Regions from separate parts of the Homo sapiens genome. Here all the other regions are linked to region 2. The links are chromatin loops, found by intact Hi-C in ENCODE. Cell type or tissue: heart left ventricle. All regions are shown on one strand. Region 1 has its middle 120 kb from the start of PALM2AKAP2-AS1. Region 2 holds the start of PALM2AKAP2 (PALM2 and AKAP2 fusion). Region 3 has its middle 48 kb from the start of PALM2AKAP2-AS1.

Region 1 (5,000 bases), 130 kb after region 2:
ATATGGGGCACCTAGAGTAGGCAGTTTCACAGAAACCAAAAGTAGAATGGGGGGTAGGGGGTGGGGAGAATAGGGAGATGATGTTTTATGGGTAGAGAGTTTCAGTCTGGGATGATGAAAAAGTTCTGGAAATGGTGATGATTGCACAACATGGTTAATGTACTTAATGCCACTGAATTATGCACTTATAAATGGTTACAATGGTAAATTTTATGCTATGTATATTTTACCACACACACAAAATACATATATATAGAGAGAAAGAGACCCTTTATCCATATTTTGTAAGATGGACTATATAAATCTCTGTTCCTTGTCACCCAGAGGGCCTATGGCTGCCCTTGAGCAATCTTTTTTTTTTTTTTTTTTTTGAGACCGAGTCTCGCTCTGTCGCCCAGCCTGGAGTGCAGTGGCCGATCTCGGCTCACGCGGTGCAAGCTCCACCTCCCAGGTTCATGCCATTCTCCTGCCTCAGCCTCCCGAGTAGCTGGGACTACAGGCGCCCGCCACCACACCCGGCTAATTTTTTTGTACTTTTAGTAGAGACATGGTGAAACCCTGAGACCATCAGCCAGGATGGTCTCAATCTCCTGACCTCGTGATCCACCTGCCTCGGCCTCCCAAAGTGCTGGGATTACAGGCGTGAGCCACCGCGCCCGGCCCCTGCCCTTGACCAATCTTAGGAAGCAGGAAAATGTGGGGAGAGAGTAACAAGTGCCAAAGCTTTTCCAGAAAATTGGGGATTTTGATCTTAGGAATCCTTTTCTAATTCCCAAGAGACGGTTGAATGGGGAAAGAAAAGAAAAACTACCAAAATAAGACACAGATAGGCACATCTGAAAGATGGCATTTTAGAAGGAGGCTTTAAAAAGCATGAAGTTTAATACATATACACACACACACACACACACACACACACCATACACATACATACAGGCACCTCTAATTTGTGTTATTCCAGGGTAGAACACTCCTCCTCTACTTGCACTGAAGTCATAGACACACCATCCTGATATAACAAAATGCTTTTAATTTCAAGATCTAAAGTAAAACTAACAGGAAAGCAAATTGTACAGCTGATGAAGGCTGGGAGTGAACATATTGAGTCCTTCAGAACTGTGCTTTAGCTCACCCAAATGTAATTAGGTTTGAAGAGCCATCATTTTACCAAGCAATCAAGAATCCATAACTGAACCTTGTTCTGTGCAGTCTAATTAACAAATATGCATTGTCTTTATAAAGCTTAGCTCCCATTACAATGAAAGAGTTTTGGAGATAATTCTCATCTCACATAAATGAAAACACAACTTACTAACATGTTTGAATTATCTTTTACAAAACAAGTTGCTTTTCCCTTGCTTTTAATAGTAAGGATCCCAGAGTTTATTGATCTTGTTCAGAAAATGGAATACCACGAGCTTCTTGGGCCTAACACATCATATTCATATTATATCCATATAATCATAACTAGAGATTTATACCAAGATATTATGGCTTACAGCCACATGAGGCCATAAACAATTAGATTCACTACTTTTAAAATATTAAAGGACTGACCAAAGAAGAATATTTTTAGGATATAAATTATTTATGACCACAAAATTTTCAAATCATATTTTAAAAGATAAGATTGCATTTATCTATCTCATATACACTTATTGGCTAACCCCTACCCCATTCTGATTTCCCAAAAAATAGAGACTTTGCCTATCCACATGTAACTGCTAAGTTGTGCCAATTAAAATGAAGAGCCAGGTTTTGCTCTGTGTGTTTACTTGTTCCACACACAGATTGTTGAACTCCAATTCATCATCAGACTCGCCTACTATGAGATTGTCTTAGGATGGGAAATGTAAAAGGATGAGGAACCCCACACCCACATCTTGTGTTATATAAAGCCCTGTGCTCTATATTTGCACTGAGAATGTTGCTACTCAGAGTGTGGTCTGCAGACCAGCAGCATCAGCATCACCTCCTGGGAAGCTTGTTGGGAACACAGGAACCCCCCAACTACACCCCCTATCTACAGAATCAGGATCTGCTTTTCAACATGACCCCAAATGATTCATATGCACATTGCAGTGGGAAAGATGCTGTCTTAGGAAATGAGACCTTATTATTAATGTCTTTGATTTTAAATGCTGCACCTCCCGCTCAGAAGCAAAGAAGTAAGAAAAGTATTGAAAGGATGGAGGACTTCAAAAGTGTTTCTGGACCAACTTATTTAACGTTTCTCTGGATGGCTCATAGGTGCAGTGGGACAACTTTTAATGCCTTTCAGAGGTTCAGAGGCTTTCGATGTGATCTCAGCAAACGTGACTAAAACCAAGTATCTACAAAGGGTTTAGCAGTGCCCACCAAATCTTCATATCGTTTTGTTTGTTCTGTTTTGGTTTTTGTGTTGTTTCCTTTTTGTTCTTTGTTTTTTGTTTCATTTTGTTTGTGATCCCACTTTGCACCATCATCTGAAAGCTGAGTTTCTGATTCCTCAAGGGGGCAGGCATTCTCCACAATGCTGCCTCACCCATGATCACGGAGGCAGCATTAGTCATAGTGCAAACTAAAAGAGTTGAAGGTTAAGTCGGTTATTCAAACTAGTTTTAATACAGGATTTGGGTTGCTAATTTTTTAAGTAAATGACTTAACCAGTTGTAAGATGACTAGTCCAAACATTAAAGATTTTTTTATGCTAAATTAATTTCAAGGGCTATGAAATAGGCTTGGATTTTGACCTCATCTTAGAATCCCTGGACTCCTAAAATTCATTTAGGCTCCTGCCCCAAGGCTATGTGCCTCTGACAGATAGTATTCCATCAAACCTTTCCTTTGAATAAACACTTGCCATGTTTTATTATAATTACCTGACCAACTATGTTTCTCATTAGATTGTGACCCCTATGAAGGCAAAGACAATGTCTTACTCCTATTTGTACCACAGATACCCATAAAAGTGTCTGGCACATACCAGGTACTTAATAATTATGAGTTGAATGAATTAATAAATAAACATGATTGACAGAGAAATTGAAGTATTAAAAGTAGGGCAAGCAGTCTAAACAACAACTGACTTTTCAAGTATGAGATATGTATTAGTCTGTTTTTGCATTGCTATAAAGAAATACTGGAGACTAGGTAATTTATAAGGAAAACAGATTTATTTGGCTCACAGTTCTGCAGACTGTTCAAGAAGCATAACACCAGCATCTGCTTCTGGTGAGGCCTCAGGAAGCTTCCACTCACGGCAGAAGGTGAAGGGGAGCAGGAGTGTCACATGGCAAGAGAGAGGGGAGGAGGTGCCAGGCTCTGTTAAACAGTCAGCTCTTGCATGAGCTAATTTATTACTTCAGGGAAGGTACCAAGCCATTCATGAGGGATCCACCCTCATGACTCAAACACTTCTCACTAGGCCCCACTGCCAACACTGGGGATCACATTTCAACATGAGATCTGGGTGGGAGGACAAATATCCAAACTATATCAAAATACTATATAAAAGTCAGTGGATTGTGATATATTTAATTTATAACCCATTTATTCAGAACTTGTGAAACACACATTTTCATTACACTATATTTTATGCTTTTGTACTATCTGTGAAAAAGATTACACATGATGGTATAGACTTAATTGACTTGGCAGTAATTTAGGTAGCATCCATTTATGTACTATTAATAGGTTAAATTATCACATTTTTAAATAGCACATCAAATACTATAAAGACCTATTTACAAAAACAGAATTTCGACCAGGAATGTTCCTTCCTATAATGAAGAGAAATGAGATTTCATTTCTTTAAATAAAATAAAATTTTGATTAAGCCTACTCATAACTGAGATTGGTCTTCCCTCTAAGGCATCAAATTTGGGGAATTTTTATTATAAGTTATATATAAGAAAATGACATCTTTCAGTGGGAAGTAAATGAGCACTTTGATATCTGTGGAATAGGAGTGTCTCCTTCTTAAATATTTGAGTGTGCACATAACAACACTCAATATCTCTTCCCTATATTGGAACCTTGAGGTCCAATGACCAGAATGTATGAACAAACAGAAATCACCAGATTCCATCCCGGCAATAAGAAGGGTTCTCATAAGACTTTCAGTGCTTCTATCCTCACATGCTGTGTGAGCTAGGATCCCAGCTGGAAGCAGATGGCATACTCCAACTGGATAATTGAAATAATCTTAATAAAGAGACTGCTTTACAAAGGCAAAGGCAGAGCTGACAGTAACCCACAGCAATGGTGAAGCACCCAGGGGCTAACAAAGTGATAAGGGAGCCATCGCCACATCAAGTCCCAGAGGAGCAAAGGAAGGAAGTGGCTACCAGCAGTGGGAGAGAGCTGTAGCTGTAGCAGTAGGAAGGGCTGCTGTGGCCTTCAGAAGAGGAAAGATGCCCTGGCCAACCCACTGCCCTGTAGGAAGAGAAACCATAGATTAAACCGTACACTGACCTCAATTTTCTCTCATCCATGGTTCTCCTGCTGGTGCCTTCCATTGAGCCAACTCAACAGGAAGTCAAAGAGTAAGAGAGGCAAGCTGAGGGAGTCCATAGAGGTCAGCCTCACAGGGCACAAAGCACAGCCTCATGAGGCACATAGGCAGGGAAGGGTAGAAAATGGATTTGAAGGATGAGATGGAGAACATCACCAGATACACCCTTTCCAAAATACTTCTACTGCAAAGTATTTATAATCTCATTCATGAACTCTTTTTTTGCCATACACATTCCTAAGAATTGAGAGAGAATAAAGATATATAATAACAACAGATTTGTTAATAACAATGACATTTGGTAGTTACTAATATTATTTTCGTAGAAACACAAGATTCATTGATTCATTAACTCAAAGATATGGTAAAGTCTTCTCTGTGCTTCCCTCAAAGCCGCTGAAATGAACTAAAAGAAGGAAAAATTGGAAGGAAAATTGTGTCTACTGTGAGGCTAGGTATGGTGGCTCACCTCTATAATCCCAGCACTTTGGGATGCTGAAGTGGG
Region 2 (5,000 bases):
GAATTCAGAAGAGTAGGCACTAGACCAAAGCATAGCATAAAACCATTTACCGATGTGGCCATAAGTCCCCCCACCCAACTCCCTCTGTCTCTTAATTGGCTCTCTCTCTCACACACACATACACACACACACACACACACACACACACACACAAACAAACACACGCTGTTAGCAAATCTGTCCTGACAACATCATACAGTCATCCCTCAGTATCCTCAGAGAATTGGTTTCAGGACCCCCTTGGATACCAAAATCAAAGGATGCTCAAGTCCCTATAAAATAGCATGGTATTTGCATATAACCTACTCACATCCTCCCACATACATTAATCATTTTCAGATTATTTATAATACCTAATACACTGTAAATGCGACGTAAACAGTTGATTATACTGTATTATTTAGGGAATGGTGACAAGAAAAAGTCTGTACATGTTCAGTACAGACTCAGCTATCTATTATTTTTTCCAATAGTTTCAATCCAAGATTGACTGAAGGCGTGGATATGGAACCCATGAATAGGGAGGGCAGACTGTATTAGGTGCACATTCATGAGAATAATCAACAGCTCCCCAGATACACAGGACAAACTCAATTCTTCAATAACTGAAGAGGCACAAGTGAGTATTTGTGTGTATTCTTATATGCTCAAGAGAATTCCCAAAGATTTGCCTAGATCTTTCTTGGAAAATCGACTTGGCCTCTGCTGGGATTACTCAACCGCACTTGGAAAAGGGTACCCCAGTGTTAGCAGCTACTGGCTCCATGTTTGGAAAGCAAGTCCTTTCATGGAGTTCAGCTGTTCCTCAGGCATCCAGTAAAGCTGGTTGTGCAAAGGCAGAAAATGTGACAACTGTTGGAAGCCTTCAGCAGCAGCCAATGGGAACAGCCACTGCATCAACAGTTAAAGCAGCCTATTATCCAGTTCACACAAAACACCCACCAGCTACATGGCACCATTAACTCAATATCACCATTCTTATCAAGTTCATGACACACTGGCCATGCTGCCTTGCCACCAACTTTAGAAACCACAAATAACTTCACAAACCATCAAAATACACATGCACAGGGGGAAAGAGAAAGAAGAAAAAAACAACCTTTCTGAGTTCAGAGCACCACGTTCAAAGATTACCTAATAGGCAAACCATGGCATTTCAATATTGCCAGCAAACATCTCTCTCACTTCAGTGGTGAAGTCTCCAAGACATTTCAGATTTGAGGCGTTTGAGAAAGAGGGTCTCAGAGCCTTGGAGACCATGTCAAATGCTTCTAAAAAAGGAAGGGTCTGTGTGCATTTTCCCAATGAAGAATCTGTCCAAAAAGGTTTTGGAAAACGCTTTAATATACTTTGGTTCCAAAACATTACACACTATTTCTCCAACAAATTTATATGTGTTTCCAGAGAACTTCCGAACTGAAAAACACAAATGTATTTAGGTGGAAGAATGTCTGGAGATTCTTTTATGCCAATATGTTAACGGACCTTCTTTTTTAATTGTTACTATTTCATACGGCAGCAGTAATCATTCCCTCATCCTCGAAGGAAATATATAATCCAGCTGTGGTGGCTCCAGTAAAAATACCACATCTGTGGATCATTGGCAACACTGTGTTAAGATTGCTCAAATCTAGGCAGTCTCAGAGAGTTCTTTTTTAAACCCAAGATGCACATGGGTACACTTTTCTGAAAGTGCCTACGAACTTTGCCAAAACTGACTACTCCTTTGTAGGCTGAAAATAGGTTTTCAGATACTCCACACCATAAGAAGGAGGCTCTCATGGAATATTATAACCAGGACCCAGTTGTATGAAGTCCCCAGACCTCCAGGGTGGTGGCTTGTGCCAGTGCCCTTGTCAATATCAAACAGAGAAGGGAAAACTAACATTCCCGGTTTCTGGGAGGAGGTTCTACCGCGTGGCTGGCTGAGTCGCTGACTCCTGGTTTTCCACTTAACAGGAGGACAGCTTCCGCAGAGAGGATGGCAGCCACCGTTCAGGTCACCCTTCTCTTGGTTCTCCAGGCTATGAAGCCAACGTATGCCTGAGCATTCGGTCATAATATTCCTGGAGTCGTCCCCCCACCCCAAGCCTCTGTTTAGTCCTTCCCCAAAGCCCAGCAGCAAGCATCTTTTTTTAAGCCAATCTTCCACATTCAAATCCTCAGTCCAAAGCGCGCCCTTGGGGGTCTCCATCTATAGACATAGAAAAGAAAAGGCAGCCTAGCTGAGCCCTGACAGAGTTTTAGCCCCTGGAACATATGACCTGCGGCTACTGTGCTGGCATGCCGCTTGCCCCGAAACCCTCGGGGGCCCCCTTCCACCCCAGACAATAGAGCAAGAAAATAAAATGAAAGTGGACTTACTGCTATGGCTTGCAGCCTTTCCTTGTGCAATTCCGCCTCTGCCATCCTGGAGAAGGGCACACAGGCAGGGGAAAGAGGAAAGAAAAAACACACGCTGTAGTCACCCAAGGAAACTGATGGGCACCCCGGGGGGCTTTGCTAGAACCCGGGAGAACGCCCAGGGACGGCTGGGGATCCGCTCCAGGGGCGGCGGGCAGAGCTGTGCGCACGGCGGGCTCGCCCGGGCTCAGCCTCTGGCCCCCGCCCTCCCGGCCGCCTGGCTGCGCCCCAGCGCCGCCGCTCACTGCATCTCCCGGTCGCCGCCGCCGCCGGCCGCGCCAGCCGAGGACGTGGGACGCCGGCAGCCGCCGGGAGGGCGCGCTAGCCCGGCGCTAGTTCTCCGCCCTGACGTCTCGGTGCCTCGCTCCGCCCCTGGAGTGTGATGGACCCGAGGCCGCGGTCCAAGGCGGCTCCGAGCGATCGCCGCCGCGGGTCTCCAAGGCGCAGACGGAGGGCGCGCGAGCCAGTGGGCACCTGGGGCGCGGGCGCACGGCGAGCCGCTGGGGCGCACGGCTGGCGTGGCGCGCCCGCGTGGACACGCGCTTGCTGGGGCGGAGGCAGAGCGCAGTGGCGCCTCCACCGGGCAGATGCCAGTGGAGAGGGGCGTCTGACCGAATGTGGGACCCGAGCACGTGCTGTTACGTGGGGGCTGGGGCCACCGAGTGTTCAGGGCACCTTCTGGCTCAAGCCAGACGCTTGAGCTCCACGTGGGGACATTTACAATTTGGGAAGGGCTGCCTTGCCCAAGTGGCCCACATGCTTAAGATGACCAAGTTCTCAATATCAAGTCGGCCGAGGGTAGGGTATATCTCCAGAGAGGCCACCCTTCTGGTGAGGCGATATGTGGCCTTAAAAGAAGCCGAGAGTTTTTAGTCCTGGGTGCTAGACTAGATTTCACAATGTGTTAGCTGTGAAATCTCAGGCAACTCGCTTAATCACTCTGAACCTCAGTTTCCTCATCTGAAAAAATGGAGGATCACATAGGTGTCATTAGAGACGAATGAGAGACAGTATGTAAAGGTGCTTTGTAAAGGGCATCACAGACATCTGCTCTTATTATCCTGTGACATTCTGGATTGAAATCCTTTCAGGGTCTTCTGTTCATTGCATCTGAAAGGAAAAGTAGGATCTACTCACTAAAATATTTCACCTATTCTTTACTAAAACAGGATACCATGTGGTACTAATGTGAGTCTTTTGTGACAGGTCCTGGACTGGATGTAAGAAGTGGATCAGGCCCAGTCCAAAAGGAGATCAATGCCAAAAGCAAAAAAAAATGCCTCTTCACATTGAGGCAGGACCTGCTAGAATTCCCAACATTCATATGCAAACGTTTCTTCATCAAATGAAATAAACACTGAAATAACTAATATGGCCTCTTTAGAGCCATAGGATTTAAAGGCATGTTAAAAGATATACACATCAGGCCAGATGCGGTGGCTCACACCTGTAATCCCAGCACTTTGGGAGGCCAAGGCGGGTGGATCACCTAAGGTCAGGAGTTCGAGACCAGCCTGGCCAACATGGTGAAACCCCTTCTCTACTAAAAATACAAAAAATTAGCCGGGCGTGGTGGCAGGCACCTGTAATCCCAGCTACTTGGGAAGCCGAGGCAGGAGAATCACTGGAACCTGGGAGGCAGAGGTTGCAGTGAGCCGAGATCACATCATTGCACTCCAGCCTGGGCAACAAGAGTGAAACTCTGTCTCAAAAAAAAAAAAAAAAATGCACATCAAATTTTCCCAGATCACCTGTTTCCTGAATAAATGCTTCCATTTCAACTAAATTGCCCTTTCAATTTTCACAGAGGTTCACCTGTCACTGATGAACAATTACTCCTCTGACCAAAGATGGAAGCACTCACCAAAATCGTTTACTGATGGATTGTTTTCCCATCTTTTTCATAACAAGTGTAGGTGGAGCTGATTGTTTAATAAATCCAAGCCAGTGCCAGATTCTACATCCCACTCCAATATATCAGAAACTTCTACTTTCTGGCTAAGCCCATCCTTTTCTTCAAATGCATCCTTTTTTCTTCATTTCCAGCACAAGCCCCAGCAGGACAAGTTATTTAAAGGGGTTTGCTCACAAATAAACAAAGCTGTTATTGCTTCAGCAGAGTGATTGTAGAGAATACTAAGATGAGGAAAATGAGACCAGAGAGGTTGAAAGACTCAGCTACAGTTATAGAGCTGGGATTTAAACTCAGATCACACTCACCAGAGCCCATGCTCTTAACCATTAAGCACCAGGCTTGGCCAATGATATGGAGATAGAAGCAGGCCCCAGGAATAAACAATTGAACCAGAAATGGTCCTTCTACTCCCAGCTATACAGATATTTAAAAGGTATGATTGAGCACAACAGTGTGAATGTACTTACTGTCATCAAACCATATGCTTAAAAGTGGTTGAAATGGTAAATTTTAAGTTTTGTATTTTTAACCGCAATAAATTTTTAAAAGGAGTGATGGAATGGGGAGATGGAGAAGGAAAAGGGCCTGGGCACCCTTTGGAAGTGATCAGTTGGAAATATCTGAACTCTGAATAGAAGAATCGGGGTTGGGGACACACATCCAAGTGTCATCTACTTTGCGG
Region 3 (5,000 bases), 56 kb after region 2:
AAGTAAAACACACTCTAATCTAGTTAGCAAGGTTACTTCTCTGTTGACACAAAATTTCTGCGATATGGTTAGATAGTGCAATGCATGTAACCCAAAGTGGTTTTTCACTCTCTGTGATGGTTCAGTGAGGTGGGCTGGTGAAATCTCAAGATCCCTCTAGATTGTCCTGTCCAATGGAACTTTCTGCAATAATGAAAATGTTCTAAATCTCACTGTCCGGTTTGGTACCCATAGCCACATGTGGGTTTTCAACACTTGAAATATGGCTAGAGTTGCTGAGAAACTGAATTTAAATTTTATTTACTTTTAATTAATTTAAATTTGAATAGCCATGCATGCCTAGTAGCTATTGTATTTGACTATACAGTTCTAGATGAATGAAGCTTCCCTAAGCATATCAACTTGATTTAACCTATACACTTGTTTTTCTTTGGGAGAGTAAGCTATAATGGGTGTTGAAATCAGATTTCTACACACATACACACATATATATGGCAGTACCAAAAATAACTATGTATTAGTGAGGATTCTTAGTTGAAAACAATGGAAAGCAAACATTTAATTTAAGCAGGAAAGAGATTTGTTAAAGAATGTGAAGTCACTCACAGAATCTCTGGAATGGTCAGCAACCCAGGCGTGGAGGCTGCATGGCCAGAGAAGTCCCAGTCATACTGCAGAGCTGGTCTGGAGGAAACACAACAGCCCCACCACTGAACGCAGTACAGGAGCCTGCTCTGCTGACCCGGCAGATGCTGGGCACTGGTTGCCTCCACCGGGAGCCCTGCAATTGCTGCTTCTGAAAACTGAAGGCATCAGCTGCCACCACCACAACCAGACTGGATTCTACATGGCACCTGCTGCTTTCAGTCACTAGCTTCTGATTGCAAGTCTTGGGCAGGGGCAGCTGATTGACTGAGCCCAGGTCATATGTCTATGCTCAAGTGGAAAGGGAGGCTGGAATAAAAAGAGTCTGGCTTCTATAGAGGGAGGCAGACTCATAAGCCAAGGAGTTCCCCTAAGAAAAATAAATGTCTGTTACACCTGCCTTGTAGGAAAGAAGGCTAATGTGTTAAAGGTACTAGTCCTCCTGGGTGATGGGCAGAGCTATAGAATTGAAAACATGGGGGCAGATTAAATGCAGGCATATGAGGCACTACGTGCTACCATGGGGAAATTGAAATATGTCAAAAAATTGTAAGAGGGTATGTTAGCAAAAGGGAGTTTTGTGAGAGAAAATAAAATAGCTGCCACGATGAGAGACTGTGTGAAGTGTGACATTCCATTTTGCTACTTTTTCATGTCACTCCAATAAAAACTTATTACTTTTTAAGACTTTTTTTGGAGTTACATGTGTGTGTTGCATAATTGGAATTATTGTACACATTGTACATATTCTTGCTTTTTTATGTACTCTTTAATGCAACACGGATATCTTTTCCTTTAAATATGCACACCTCTATGACATCATTTTTAATGCCTGTATAGTATTCTAGCGTACAAATATATCATACTTTAACCAATCTCTTAATGATAGTTTACAACTTTTTCTTACGAGTCATACCATAACGAGCATCTCTGTACTTTTATCTCTGTGTGCTTGATGAGTTATTCCTTTAGGTTAAATTCCTAGAAAAAGAATTGCTGTGCTAGTAGTGGCTAAGCATACCTAAACATTTTGATTTATATTTGCAGACTGTCCATGCAGAGTTGGGACTAATATGACACGAGTGAGGCACTTTTCCTTGGACACAAAATTTAACGTGCTATAAACAAACCTCAGTAATCAAAACAAATATTTTGATACAATATTTTTAAATCAAAATTCATGCAAGAAAAGTCCATGATGAACAAAATATCAACATTTGAAATAAAGGTAGAATCAATATTATTGATTTTTCCTTTTACCTCAAGCTCCAATATTGTTGGCTTGATACTGTTCCCACCATGTTCTTGCCAACCCTAGGCTCCTACCTTTAATTCTTATCATTCTGATGGGAGAAAAATGACATCTCATTTTAATTTTCTTTTTTTTGATTGCCATTGAGATTGAGCATCTTATATGTTTATTGGCCATTTGCATTTCTTCTTGTATAAATTGTCTTGTTCATAATGATTGTTTACTTTGTCTATTTAGGTGTTCATATTTTATTGATGTGTAAGAATTCCCGTACTTTGCAAATATTTTCCTAGCTTTTCGCTTTTCATTTAACACTGTTTTTTTCAGGATCAATGCCTTAAATATTTATATAGTCAAATTTGTCTCTTATGTTTTGAATGCCTCTGCTTTTTACCTGCAGAAAGACCATTTTATTGTGATTGAAAATGAAGGCTTTTGAGTCAGACAGCCTGGATGTCACTCACCAGCTCTGAAACCATAGGCATGTAGCATAATCTATGTGTGCTTTGTCATATATAAAATGGGGATAATAACAAGACACCCTTCAGAGGGTTTTATGAGAATAAAATGAGTAACACAAAATGCTTAGAAAAATGCCAGGCACATAGTAAGCTCTCAATAAATGTGAGCTATCACCACTGCTAACTATACACAAGATTTGTTTTTAGATACTTGACTCTGTTCAATTTCTGTGTTCCTGCTCTAGTACCTTACTGTTTTAGTTACCATAAATTTATTTGGTGTCTTTTGATCTGGTTAAGCAAGCTCCTTTCTCATTTTTATTGGTTTTTCAAGTTTTTCTTGGCCGTTTTCATTCACCTGTACATATAAATGAATTTTAAAAGCTATTCGTCAAGTACCACAAAACCTCACTGGGATTTTAATTGAAACTGTATTACATTTATATATTACTTTAGGGAAGCGTGACATCTTTACAATATGAGACTTCCTGCCCAAGAACATGATGTTTCCCTTTATTTAGTCAAGTCTTCTTCTTTTTATTCTTTTATTAAGTTTTATTGTTTTTAAAGATGTACATCTTGCACATTTTAATTTTACTTGGTGTTTTAAATTTTTATTGCTATTTATTTTATTATTGGACATTACATATATGTATAAAGAGATGATGTCTGTGTGTTCTCTGTAAGCCTTCACATTGAGCCCCTTTATATACTTTCATTTGTTTTCCAGTTGATTACGTGCTTATCTGAAATGAACGTATGACCTAGCCATTGAGCTGACTAAAGTCCTTCAATAACCCTTTAGGTCAAAGTCCAAACTTCTGGTCCTGACATACATTTATTAATCCATTTCCAACATTGATTTGTTTTCCTATACAACAAATATATATTTAGTACCTGTTCTGTGCCAGGCACTATGGAGCACCCAGGATCCATCAATAAACACACAAAAATCTCTGCTGCTAAGGAGCCTACACACAGGAGGAATTTGTTTTAGCTCATGCCTATGGATCCACCCTCACCACCTTTGCTTTTTTGCAGGTGCTGTGTACTTCAGCCATACTGAATTAGTTGGAATTCTCCTGAAACACCTTCTTGTTAAATGCCTTTTTCTTTTTCCGCTTGTTTCCACTTGAAAAGTGATACATATATATCCTCATGACTCATGTCAAGGACAGTATCCCCTTAGCAGCCCTCTCGGGTCTTCCATGCAGAGCACAGAGGTCTCAATTCCATGTCGCACTATCTTAGAGACAATTTCTTCAAGTACAATTGTTATTTGATTCTCCTATGAGTTCCATTGTCAGCAGGAATGGGGTCTCGGTCATCTTTTGCTACCTGGTAACATGGTAGCATGGTGGTGTTCATTAAATATTTGGTAAAGACATAGATTGAGTTGGTGGGGGGACACAGCATGATCACACATGTCAATGTATGGCTACATAAGGTCGGTGCTGGGCGGTGGTATGGGTCATCATAATTAGACTTATAGGAGCCAGGGGAGGAGATCTCCATGGCTGAATGGATAGGCCTGGTTTCCTAGCGGAGATGGGCCTTTAAGCAGATACTGAAGAAGTTTGAAGCTTTTGTCAGCTCTTTCTACCCCATTTATTTTCCTTCCCTCCACAAAAGGGTCTAAGATCAAGGATGTTGCCCTAACAAATTTTACATGCCCAGGGAATACAAAGTGAGAAAAGGCTAAGTTGAGAGTATAGCCTGCAGCTGCAGGCACAGTGCTTTTTGCGGAGTTTCCAGAAAACGCGAGTTGGGTAGAATTGGAACTAGAACCTGGCAACTTGGCTTTGAAAGGACCTAAATGGAATCACACATGAGGCAGGAGGTGCTTGGTGGGCAGAGCAGACGGCTTGTGCAAGGGAAAATGTGATATTCTAGAAATATGCCTGATAATATAATCAAGGGCAGATTGTGAGGGGCTTTCAAATGCCAGGTGAAGAATTTTAAAATTTAAAGTGTTTTTGTTTGTTTATTTATTTATGAGACAGGGTCTCACTCTGTCTACCAGGCTGGAGTGCAGTGATGCAACCAAGGCTCACTACGGCTTCAACCTCCTGGGTTCAAGTGATCCCCCCACCTCAGCCTCACGAAAAGCTGGGTCTACGGGTGCATGCCACCACGCCTGGCTAATTTTCATATTTTTTGTAGAGATGGGGATTTTCCATGTTGCCCAGGCTAGTATTGAGCTCCTGGATTCAGGCAACCCGCCTATCTCAGCCTACCAAAGTGTTGAGATTACAGGTGTGAGGCATCTCGCCTAGCTCCTATTTGTATATTTATCTGTAACAATTTACATGGCTCAAAAATCAAAAGTCCCCATAGCATATTATAGTGAAAAGTTCCCCTCCCACTCCTATTCCTCAGTTACCCAACTCTCCACTCCTGAGGAAACTGATGTTTCTTATGTATGCTTCCAGGGATATTAAGTGCATATTACAAGAAATTGGATATGCATGTGTGTATGCGTGTGTATTCTTTTTTCACAAATTTTAGCTGTTTTCATTTTACAGTATAGTTTAGAGGTCATTATCATCAGTATATAAATAATTTCCTTTTTAACAGCTGCATAGTACTCCACTGTAGAGATGAATCATAATTTATTAACAGTCCCCAATAAATGGACAGTT

Evidence for each region. Hi-C counts contacts between places; a loop is a spot of excess contacts. Peaks named below come from ENCODE experiments on the same cell type or tissue, not always from the same donor. Only the 100,000 strongest peaks of a DNase experiment are listed, where the experiment ranks them.
Region 1: it touches region 2 in a loop (2.0-fold over the local background); 5 of 110 quality-filtered maps call a loop at or near these places.
Region 3: it touches region 2 in a loop (2.0-fold over the local background); 5 of 110 quality-filtered maps call a loop at or near these places.

What each region holds. Positions count from the first base shown.
Region 1 is chr9:109,650,670-109,655,669 of GRCh38, reverse strand. It overlaps a transcript of PALM2AKAP2 not described here. Among named protein-coding and RNA genes, the nearest start is that of PALM2AKAP2-AS1, 120 kb to the left of the region's middle. In heart left ventricle, a CTCF peak has its summit at 2,496 (motif pointing right); no DNase peak of the experiment used is centred here.
Region 2 is chr9:109,777,898-109,782,897 of GRCh38, reverse strand. It overlaps PALM2AKAP2 (PALM2 and AKAP2 fusion), which reads right to left and starts at 2,700. Exons shown (of 11, transcript NM_007203.5): 1 at 2,365-2,700. The coding sequence starts at 2,409. In heart left ventricle, CTCF peaks have their summits at 2,759 and 2,981; DNase peaks (open chromatin) are centred at 1,936, 2,677 and 2,977; H3K4me3 peaks cover 2,966 bases; H3K27ac peaks cover 2,865 bases.
Region 3 is chr9:109,722,126-109,727,125 of GRCh38, reverse strand. It overlaps a transcript of PALM2AKAP2 not described here. Among named protein-coding and RNA genes, the nearest start is that of PALM2AKAP2-AS1, 48 kb to the left of the region's middle. In heart left ventricle, no CTCF peak of the experiment used is centred here; no DNase peak of the experiment used is centred here.